2 separate regions of the Homo sapiens genome follow, and region 2 is linked to region 1. A link is a loop called in an ENCODE intact Hi-C map of the cell type or tissue named here. Cell type or tissue: GM12878. All regions are shown on one strand. Each heading gives the region's core, and the rest is flanking DNA. Links, peaks and the distances in the headings are about the cores only. Region 1 has its middle 6.9 kb from the start of SASH3. Region 2 overlaps RAB33A (RAB33A, member RAS oncogene family).

The links. A loop is a pair of places that touch in the nucleus more often than their neighbours do. Peaks named below come from ENCODE experiments on the same cell type or tissue, not always from the same donor. Only the 100,000 strongest peaks of a DNase experiment are listed, where the experiment ranks them.
Region 2: a loop joins it to region 1, with 2.5 times the contacts of the local background. A loop is called at or near these places in 5 of 110 quality-filtered maps.

Annotation. Positions count from the first base shown.
Region 1 is chrX:129,770,398-129,775,768 of GRCh38, reverse strand. No RefSeq gene overlaps it. Among named protein-coding and RNA genes, the nearest start is that of SASH3, 6.9 kb to the left of the region's middle. RefSeq lists enhancers at 279-328, 2,322-2,621. In GM12878, for the core only: a CTCF peak has its summit at 2,749 (motif pointing left); a DNase peak (open chromatin) is centred at 2,698; H3K27ac peaks cover 4,637 bases.
Region 2 is chrX:130,173,280-130,178,650 of GRCh38, reverse strand. All of the region lies in intron 1 of RAB33A (RAB33A, member RAS oncogene family), which reads right to left. Among named protein-coding and RNA genes, the nearest start is that of RAB33A, 4.0 kb to the right of the region's middle. RefSeq lists an enhancer at 2,000-2,069. In GM12878, for the core only: no CTCF peak of the experiment used is centred there; DNase peaks (open chromatin) are centred at 2,190 and 5,160; H3K4me3 peaks cover 2,584 bases; H3K27ac peaks cover 1,886 bases.

The DNA.
Region 1 (5,371 bases), core at 155-5,154:
TTTTGCCTATGTTGTCCAGGCTGATCTTGAACTCCTGGCCTCAAGTGATCCTCCTGCCTCTACCTCCCAAAGTGCTGCAATTACAGGTGTAAGCCACTGCACCCGGCCCCCAAAGATTCTTATTTCCATTCCCCCCAGTCCCCACATCTAGCTGAAAATTATTATACTTCATGGCAGGCAGTGGGCTTTACAACAACCTGGTAAGTCAGGCACTATTGTTATCCCCATTTTCCAGGGAGGAAGCTGAGGCCCAGAGGAGTTAAGTGAATTGCCCACACAGCTAGTAAGCAGTGGAGCCCAGCGTTAAATGCAGGTCTGGTCTTGGCCAGGGCCCACACAACTAACCACTCAGCTGAAGTGCCTCTGATGCGGAGTTCCTGAACGGGGAGGTGAGAGAATTATGGAGCCCTCGGCTTGCAGCCTTCTCTTGGCACCTGATGCTGGTTTGGGTGCCACACTAGGTGCCACAGAGCCACCTTGAAGCAGGCCCAGAGGGGAGTGAACAGGATGGGGAGGACATCTGGAAGTCGCATCACATCTGCAAAGCTGCAATAGCTAGGGTCGATTAAGCGGGGGTGAAGTATAGGGAAGTCGTCAACGTGTGAAGTACTAAACTCCTGTCACATTTAGCCTAGGTGATTGGGGTGGGGAAGCAAGTGGTATGAATGATGGGGAACAGATAAATGGAAGGTTTTAGTATATTCCAAGGAACAAATTTTGGCTATTCAGATGGCACTAGTTCAGCTCTGGTAAGTAATGATCTCCCCATCTCTTGAAATATTCAAGTAGGCCGGGCACGGTGGCTGACACCTGTAATCTCAGCACTTTGGGAAGCCCAGGTGAGTGGATCACCAGAGGTCAGGAGTTTGAGACCCGCCTGACTAACATGGTGAAACCCGTCTCTACTAAAAATACAAAAATTAGGCGGGCATGGTGGCACATGCCTGTAATCCCAGCTACTTGGGAGGCTGAGGCAGGAGAATCGCTTGAACCTGAGAGGTGGAGGTTGCTGTGAGCCAAGATCACGCCACTGCACTCCAGGCTGGGCAACAAGAGTGAAACTCTGTCTCAAACAAAACAAAACAAAACAAAACAAAACAACCAAAAAAAAAAAAAGAAAGAAAAAAAGAAAAGAAAAAGAAATATCCAAGCAGAGGCCACATAGTTTCTTGAAAATACCTGGACATTTCCAAGGTGAAGCCCACTTTAGTAGCCCGGCCCATTAGCAAATTTAATGGTGGTCATTTTAGGCAGGGAGGGCAGAAAGAGCAAAATTGCAGGAGGGAGAAGGCGGGCAGAGGAAAGCAAGGAGACAAGGGCAGGTGACTCTTGCGCCCATTCCTCATGCCCACATACAACACACACAGAGTGGGCATCTGGTGGCAGGGGCTGATGGGAGGGGAGGGAAAGACAGTGATCTTTGGAACTCTGAACTCGTGATAAGGTCTTGGTTTTAAAACAAAACAAAACAAAAAACACCTGCTGGTAGCTCTGTCAATTACCATCAGAAGAGGAGGCTGGACTTTGGTGCTCAGATTAAAACACACTCATGACTCACTGGTGGGGGGGTGCACTTTCTATGGGGGACAAGTAGGGGCTGGGCTACTCTGCATAAATCTCTGTCCCAAGGTTACAAGGACAAACCTCTCTGATCAGTGGGCCCCTCCCCCATGGGGACAATTGTCCAGGGCTCCAGGGAAGAGGAGGAACAGAACACCTCTCAGAAATGGAGTCAGGTTGTCCTGATTGGATTCAGATTGTTGTATGGTCACCTACTGGCTGCATAACCTTGGGCAAGTGACCTCACCTGCAATGAGCCTTAGTGAAGATGGTAACAGTGATAATGTGGGCCTTTCTTGTGGGTGTGTGTGACTAGGGTTACTACTCAGGTGACATGCATAGAGGGAGTGCTCTCAGCCCAGTGCCCCAGCTAGTGGAAAGTGCTGGGTACCTGGTGAGTGACTCCACATCAGTTCACTTCAGACTCCACCTGGAGTTTCTCCCCTTGCTAAATCCAGGAAGGCCTTGGTGACCGTTAGGAGCTGCCGCTTTCTCCCTTAGTGTCCCCTTGGAATCTTCTTCTTCTTCTTTTTTTTTTTTTTGAGACAGAGTCTCACTCTGTGGCCCAGGCTGGAGTGCAGTGGCAAGATCTCGGCTCACTGCAGCCTTCGCCTCCCAGATTCTCCTGTCTCAGCCTCCCGAGTAGCTGGGATTACAGGCGCCTGCCACCACACCCAGCTAATTTTTTGTATTTTTAGTAGAGACAGGGTTTCACCATGTTGCCGACCATGTTGCCAAACCAGGCTGGTCTCGAACCCCTGACCTCAGGTGATCCACCCACCTTGGCCTCCTAAAGAGCTGGGATTATAGGCGTGAGCCACCATGCCCGGCCTGGCACCTGCTTCTATGTCTCTTGAGGTCCGCATCTGAATCTCTGCTACGTGACCCTGTGGCCCATATCCTATGTCTCCACCTTGTCAAGAGTGCATCCCTCACCCCAAGTTGTTCTAGAACACAAGAGGTGTGACAAACAAGAGGGCCTGAAGCTGCCTGGGACCCGCTGGGAGAGAAACCAGCTTTTCAGCTTCGTGGACTTGCCACGGACCACTGGGGCTTTCTCAACCACCCATCCTACCCGACTTAAGCTGCTTGCTCAGTTCCTGTTTCACAAAGAAACAAGGAAGTGAAGAGATGGGCCGGCCTCTGGGCAAAGGCTAGCTGGCTTGGGGTTTGGGGAGCACCTCCCCCTCCTGGCTGTGACGAGCCATGAGGAGCAGGGACGGACAGGGAGGAAACGGTTGCTACTGAATCTTTCGCACTTCTATATATATATATTTTTTGGTGCCAAGAGTGCCCAACCACTGATTTGAGGAAGCACCCAGTGAGTTGGTAAAATTCACTGCTGACGTGGTTTAGCTGGCTGAAGAGTAGCCAGCCCAGCCCCTTCTGAGGTCCCAACTCACACACAGCTGGAACCAGCTGACTGGCAAACCAGCAAAGGCTGAGTTAGTTATCATTTTAAAAAATGAACTATTGTCTCACACCTGTAATCCCAGCACTTTGGGAGGCCAAGGCAGGAGGATTGCTTGAGGCCAGAAATTTGAGACCAGCCTAGGCAACATAGACATCATCTCTATAAAATAAAAATTAAAAAAAAAATTAATCGGGCATGGCGGTGCATGCCTGTAGTCCTAGCTAATCAGGAGGCTGAGGCGGGAGAAGCACTTGAGCCCAGGATTTCAAGGTTACGGTGAGCTATGATGGTGCCATTGCTCTCCAGCCTGGGTGACAGAGCAAGACCCTCTCTCTAAAAAAAAAAACAAAAAACAAAAGGAGCTATTTAGATGATTTGTGTATGTACCTATCTACCTATCATCTTACCTATGCCCTTTTCTATTCAGATTTGAAGCTTGAAGGAACGTGGCTCAACACCGCCGTCACCATTGTTGTCACAGCTGTGTGACCTTCAACAGGTCTCCTTGGGCCTCAGTGGGTCATTAGAGGCAGTAAGGGAGTGACAGAAGCACACACTGAAAGCGAGAGCGGAGCCATTGTGGAGCTGAGTCAGTATGCTGCGGATTTAGTCCTTGCTCTGGCCCCACTGGACTGTGTGACCTTGGACAAGTCCCTTCCTCTTCCTGGGTTGCTGTTGAAGTTTTCCCATCTGTACACTGAAAGGACTGCACCAGGTTTTGTGTGTGTGTGTGTGTGTGTGTGTGTGTGTGTGTGTGTGTGTGTGTGTTTGGTCATGGAGCTCCTATTCAGGATTGGCTCTTGAATTTTGCGGGCCTTGTGCAAAATGAAAATGCCCGGTGCCTCTTGCTTAAAAATTATCAAGAATTTTGAGACAGTGACAGGCGAGCATTAAACCAAGCATGGGGCCCTTGTAAGCACAAAGTCTTGAGGGACTGCACAGGTCCTACACCCGTGAAGCTGGCCCTGCAACTACTTCAAGTACAATTTTACGGGAAGCCCGTCAGGGCTACTTCGTGCAGCAGCTCTGTTTTCCTCGACAGCCCCTGTGGTGTTTCTGAGGCATCTCAGGCTCCCGGGAGCATAGTTGGAAAGACGTAAATTAGATGTTTGCTCTAGAGCCTTTCTAATTTTGGCTATTTATATATAAAACTTGGGTTCCAGACCTTTTTCTTACCTACCTGCAAAGGTGAAGCTGAATTGAACTTGTGCTGGGCAAATAACAGCAATATCATTTCTTGTCTGTGTGGCTTCCTGGTTTAGAGTGCTGCCACATCCGGGTCTCATGAGCCTCTCGCTGTAACCTCACCAAGAAGGCAGCATGGGAGATTCCAGAAAGGATAACTGAAGACCAGGGAGAAGTGACTTGCCCAAGGCCACACAGCTGGCACAAATGGGACTCAAACCCCAGAATCTTAACTCCTAGGAAAAGGGGCTTTTCCACATGGCCGGCTCCCCAGGCAATCAGCAGGCGAGGAGAGGTTTGCTAAGCCCCATCCTCCAACATTAAAACAAAGTACTAGAGCCCAAGGGGACAGTTCCTAACAATCTTTCATTCCTAACGATGTCACAAGAGTCCCTGTGTATCAGCCCTGGTGTATGTGCCCTGTTTCCCTGCCTGACCCAGAGTTAATCCCTTAAAGCAGGAATGGTCAAGTCTGGCCATCTGGGTCCCAGGGGAGGGAAGAGCTGGGGTGACTGTGAGCCCTCGTTCCAGCCACGTTCCAGGGCTGGGTTCTTCCTCCCAGAATGGTAGGCTGGAAGGGGCAGTTAAGGGGATTCAGAGATGAGGTGGAGTCCTGGGTCTCGCACTGAGGAAAAAAGCACGAGCTGCCTCGGTCCGAAAGGCCTGTGTGAGGGTGTTGGTCAGGTGCCTGGTCTTGCCACCCATGACCTGCCAGAACCCCAGGAGCAAGTGTCAGGGTGCAAAGGCAAAGGTCTGGCAGGGTCTGGGGAGGCACTATGGTGTGGATCTGCTTCTCCTGCTTGAGCCTCAGTTTTCTTGTCAGTAAAATGATGAAAGCCATACCACTTGCCCTTTATTTTTCTTTATTTTATTATTATTATTATTTTTTGAGATGGAGTCTCGCTCTGTTGCCCAGGCTGGAGTGCAGTGGCACGATCTCAGCTCACTGCAACCTCCGCCTCCTGGGTTCAAACGATTCTCCTGCATCAGCCTCCCGAGTAGCTGGGACTATAGGTGTGCGCCACCACACCCAGCTAATTTTTGTATTTTCAGTAGAGATGGGGTTTCACCATGTTGCCCAGGCTGCTCTTGAAATCCTGGCCTCATGTGATCCTCCCACCTCGGCCTCCCAAAGTGCTGTGATTACAGGGGTGAGCCACCACACCCGGCCAGGACTTGCCCTTTCTTGAGAGTGGATTCTAGAGTCCTCTG
Region 2 (5,371 bases), core at 301-5,300, 400 kb before region 1:
AATTAATTAATTTTAAAAAATCAGACATGGTCTCGCTCAGTCACCCAGGTTGGAGTGCAGTGGCATGATCTCGGCTCATTGCAGCCTCAACTTCCCCAGGCTCAGGTGATCCTCCCACCTTGGCCTCCCGAGTAGCTGGGACTACAGGCATGCACCACCACACCCGGCTAATTTTTGTATTTTTTGTAGAGATGGGGTTTCCCCATGTTGCCCAGGCTGGTCTCAAATTCCTAGGCTCAAGTGATCTGCCCACCTGGGCCTCCCAAAGTGCTGGGACTCTAGGTGTGAGCCACCACGCCTGGTCTCTTTCTCTCTCTCTCTCTCTCTCTTTTCCAGACAAGATCTCATTGTGTCACCCAGGCTGGAGTGCAGCAGTGCAATCATGGCTCACTGCAGCCTCAACCTCCTAGGCGCAAGCAATCCTCCCTCTTCAGCCTTCGGAGTAACTGGGACTACAGGCACGCACCAGCACACCCAACTAATTTTCATATTTTTTTTATTTCATAGAGATGGGGTCCTCCTTATGTTGCCCAGGCTGGTCTGGATCTCCTGGGCTCAAGCAATCATCCTGCCTCGGCCTCCCAAAGTGCTGGCAAGCCACCTTACCTAGCAGTGATCTCATTTTGTTTGAGAGTTAGGTGTTCCTTTCTCAGCATCTTCATAAACCCCTGGCCCCTGCCAAGCAGTGAAAGCATCTCCTTCCTCTTTCGCAGCTGCCTCTCCTCTCACCCTTTCCTCCTTTCCTGTGGGCACCATATCCATACAGTGGATGGGGGTGAAGACTGCCTCTTAGCCACAGCCACATACATGTACCCCAGATCCTTGTTTCTGTCAGATGGCCAATGGGGTATAGTGGAGTCAAATCAACTTGGGTGCAGATCTCGGCCCAAGTCATGTTAGTACATGACTTGTTAGGTGTCCTTAGATAAGTTAGGTGTCCTTAGGTAAGTTACTTTCTCTGACTTCAGTGTCCTCATCTGGAAAGTGATGATAACAATAGTAATCAGGTAGGGATGCTATGAGGATTAGTAGTCCTTGTAAGTATGTGACCCAGTGCCTAATATACACTCTCCCTTCTTTCATGGCCTGAAACCTCCACCATTAAGTCTAGATGGGCAACAACTTGAGCAAGCACTGTTGGAAAGGCAGCAAGCATCCCAGCTCTTCTGCTCAGAAGCTGAGTAAATGCCAGACAAGTCTTTTAACCTCCCTGAACTGAGCCTTGTTTTTCTCATCTCTGCAATGGGACCTTGATCCTCCTATGGTTGCTGGGATGATCCAGTGAAATAACACATGAGAAAGGACTTTTGGAAAATGTCAAGCACTCTGCAAATATTAGTTGTTGCTCTGGTCTCAGAAAGGCCATCAAGCCCTCTCCTGTTGGTATGGTTCCTTGGGTCCATTGGTCTCTCATCCTGGAAATCACAGAAAGCTTGGCTTCTCGAAGGTGAGACAGAGCTAAAGGCCATCCAGTGGGGAGGGGGTGGAGAGAGGAATACTGGCAACATGCCATGGGTGGCCGGGGGCAGGCCCGAACTGATGGGGTGCTGGAGGAGGATGGAGGGGCACAGCATGGGGAACTGCCAAAGAGATATCTAACCTTTTGAACTATTTTCTGGGCGAGCTTCAGCAAGCCCCCAACCCCCTGCATGTGCTCTTAGCTGACAGGGGGATTTCTTTTCCCTAGGAAACATTAACTGGCATCTTTCTATAGATGAGGCATGAATGTGCTTTTGTTGGAGGCCGATGGGGGAGGGTAGAAGTGCAAAAAAAGGAGACAAATACATCTGTAACCTCTGGAGCATGCCCCAGTGGATGATGGGAAAAGTTTAAAAGAAACCTGTTTTCAACTAGCTGGACTGTCCCATCTGCATCTAAGATCCACACACAAAGCTGACACAGAGAATGGCAAAGGAGGACAGAGACAAAGAGAAACTCACACACAGAAAGAAGCAGCAAGGGAGACAGAGAAACTTACACTGATGGATAATTAACCATTAAGTTAACTGGCAGAAGATAGAAGCTCAGAAGCCCTAAGGAAGAAATGATGTCATTCTGACTGCAGGCAGCTTCCAAGGAACACTTAGCTCAGCCTCCATCCACTTGATAATGTAACACAGGAAGGTATTTTTTTTCCCCCAGTGATCAGTAGAGGAACAGAAACTCACAGTCCTGAGCTGTACCTGCCCATAGCCACAGCTGACCTGCAGTTTGTCTTGTCCCCAGGGCTGGGGCACAGGGAGTGCCCAGCCTGTGGGAGGAACCAAACTATTATAGACAGAAGTGAAGCTTCCATGCAAATATACAAAGAATGATTCAAAAATTAGTTTCTTAGCCTCCCCTCTACTACATACCCTCCCTCTCTACACACACACACACACCCCTATTCGGCATTTTCCAATGCATTTAGGAGACAGACTCAATAAATTTAGCTACATCTGTAGGTGACAGACACATCATAGTCATTAAGGGAAGCTCCACTCTTCCTTTGGGGGCTGGGGGATGCCTCCACCCTTCCTAGGCTGATGTCAGGAAAGACTGTCAGCTATCTCTTATGATGTCCCTCTGGATTCTTGTCATAGGTGGCCTTGTGGGTTGGATGGACCATGGAGCTAGGCTGGAGAGAGGATTTTGTGCCAGGCAGCATGATGTGTGGAAAGAGCACCAGAAAGGGAATTAGGAGACATGAGTTCTAGGCCTGGCCCTGTGTGATCTTGGGCAAGTCACTTTCCCTCTCTGAGTCTCAGTTTCCTATCTGCAAGAGGAGGACACTGGATCACAGAATCTGTAACATCTCTTTTATCTCTGAACATTTTCTGCATCTCACACCTGAGTTGAGATAATCAAGGTGCAAAAAGTAAACCCAGGGCTCCCGCCTGTAATCCCAGCACTTTGGGAGGTCGAGGCAGGTGGATCACCTGAGGTCAGGAGTTCGAGACCAGCCTGGCTAACATGGTGAAACCCCATCTCTACTAAAAATATAAAAATTAGCTGGGCATCATGGCAGGTGCCTATAATCCCAGCTACTCAGGAGGCTGAGGCAGGAGAACTGCTTGAACCCAGGAGGCCGAGGTTGCAGTGAGCTGAGATCGTGCCATTGCACTCCAGCTTGGGCAACAAGAGTGAAACTCCCTCTCAAAAAAAAAAAAAAAAAAAAAGTAAACCCAGTTGAGTTCTGTGTGTCCTGGATACAAATTGAAGGAGACATCTGAAAGGCTCCTGGGGGCCTTGGGCTATAACCCTAAGTCCCTGGCCTAGAAGAAAGAGCAAGACTGGCTGCCTGGCATTCTATCTCCCCCTGTCAAACTCCCCCAATCTAGGGGACTGAATATTGTCCTGTAGAGTGAAATGCAGTGGTAAAGGGCATGGTCTCTGAATCTGGGTTGAAATCGTGGCCCTGTAACAGGAAAGGTAGGATAGTGAGGTGGCGAAGTGCTTGGGCTCAAGAGTCAAAGGCTGAAGCTCAGATCCATGTGCCACTGGGTTATTTCATCTCTCTTAGCCTCAGTCTCCTTATCTATAAAATGGGAATGATAACAATACTGCTGATTTCATAAAGCTGCTGTGAGGAGTAAATAAGATAATGCATGTAAAGTGCCTAGCCTGGGCTCTTTGCTTATTCAATACATAGTTGTTATTATTATTATTATTATTGCCTACTCATTGGAGGCTTTTCTTGATGTTCATACAATTGAGTTCATCAGGACTCAATTGTAAATGCTTTGATGGGGTGAGGGTGGGGAACATAATGATTGGAGACAGCAAATGGGGCTTCAATACCCTAGGGATGGCCTTGATAATTAATTACAGTGTGGCTCTAACTACACCAAATCAGTTGTCCCTAGCAGGGGTTCATGTATGTGCTACCCCGGGACACAGGCAGGCAGCCCAGAAGAGGCCACACCCTTGCTCTTAGACTGAGAAGAGCTGGCTGAGACCTCTCTACCACTCTCCTCCAAGGGCTGGTATGTTACAGCCCAAAAGCCTTCTATTGCTGGCCATGGTCTAGGCCAGACCTCGGACTGTCACACTGGACTTTTCTCTCTCTCGCAAAGGACGAAGCCCTTGGCAGTCATCTCCAAGCATGGCTTTGGCATGTATTCCTTGAACAACTTCAGGCTAGCCAGAGTGCGAGGCCAAATCTTCTCTTATCTAGATCACGTGCTAGCCGCCAGGCTCTGCCATCTTCCCACAGACATGCTGGTCTCTCGCCTGCCAGCATGGTCCTGAGATTGCAGCAGCTTTACAAGAAGCAGGGTCACCATCTCCCCACTCCCACACGCCACTCTGAGCTCCTTTGGAATCTGCCCTCAGAGGACTCCTCCATGAGCAGTGTCACAAGGCTTTGTCCCCTTGAAAATATCATCTTCCCCAAAAAAGCCTGTATTAAGCACTTATCTGCACGTGGTGTTGTGCTGAGCTCTGTTTCTAGTGAGTCACACTGTCACAGGCTCTGCCCTCTGGGAAAAAGTCTGGAATCTTTGCCAGAGACTGTAAAGTCCAGTTTGGCTAAGTACTGGGGTGTTAGAAGAGAAGGAATAGTTTAAAAATTCCTTCAAGGCCACTGGGTGGTGACTCTTCCACTCGTGTTCATCTGTCATCCCTCACTTTCTAGCTTCTTCCTCCCTCCTTCTTTAGATTCCCAAACACTTCATTTTTTCCATCTAAATTTCAGATGGACTTATTTCCCACCTTTTAAATCCAGGGAACTCTTTGGCTCACTGTAGCACTTGATTTTAAGCAAATGGGAGCATTAGGTTTTTGAGGTTTAAGAGCCCATCTGTAAAGATATTTCTACTTTGGATTACAAAGTCATGTTTTAGAAATTCTAGAATCTTATAGCCTTACATTAAAGAAGCTAGACACACTAGAGGAAGTCTTAACCAAGCAAATGTCAACAGCCCCAGGAAAGGACAGAGACAGATACCGCCTTTGACTTTAAAAGGAAATGTAGCACTTCCCTTCCAAAATGCAAGGGGCAAAAAAGATCACGATTTCAAAATAATGTTCTATCTTCCTACCCTGGGGCTCTCCCTTATCAGTACTGAGCTGTCCATCTTCCTGACATCTAGTGAGTTGGCCTAGTTTCTGAAGCCATTTTTAGAACACGTTCATTTTAATAATCAAGGAGTCAGGAGTCTCGCACAGTTTCAAGTGTTTCATCAGTTTCATCAGTTACTCAGCCCTTCTCTCCACGTCACTCAGAGGAGGGGCCTTGTGGTCACTTTGGCAGTTTGACCAGCAAGAAGGAGGCTTACTGTCACCCCTGACTCTGTCTAAGGTCCAACCATACGCTCAAGGAAAGGCCAGCTGTGAGCCTAGAGGAGTTGTCTTCAGTGATCCCAGTGCCTTTATAGAGGCCCCCCTCTGC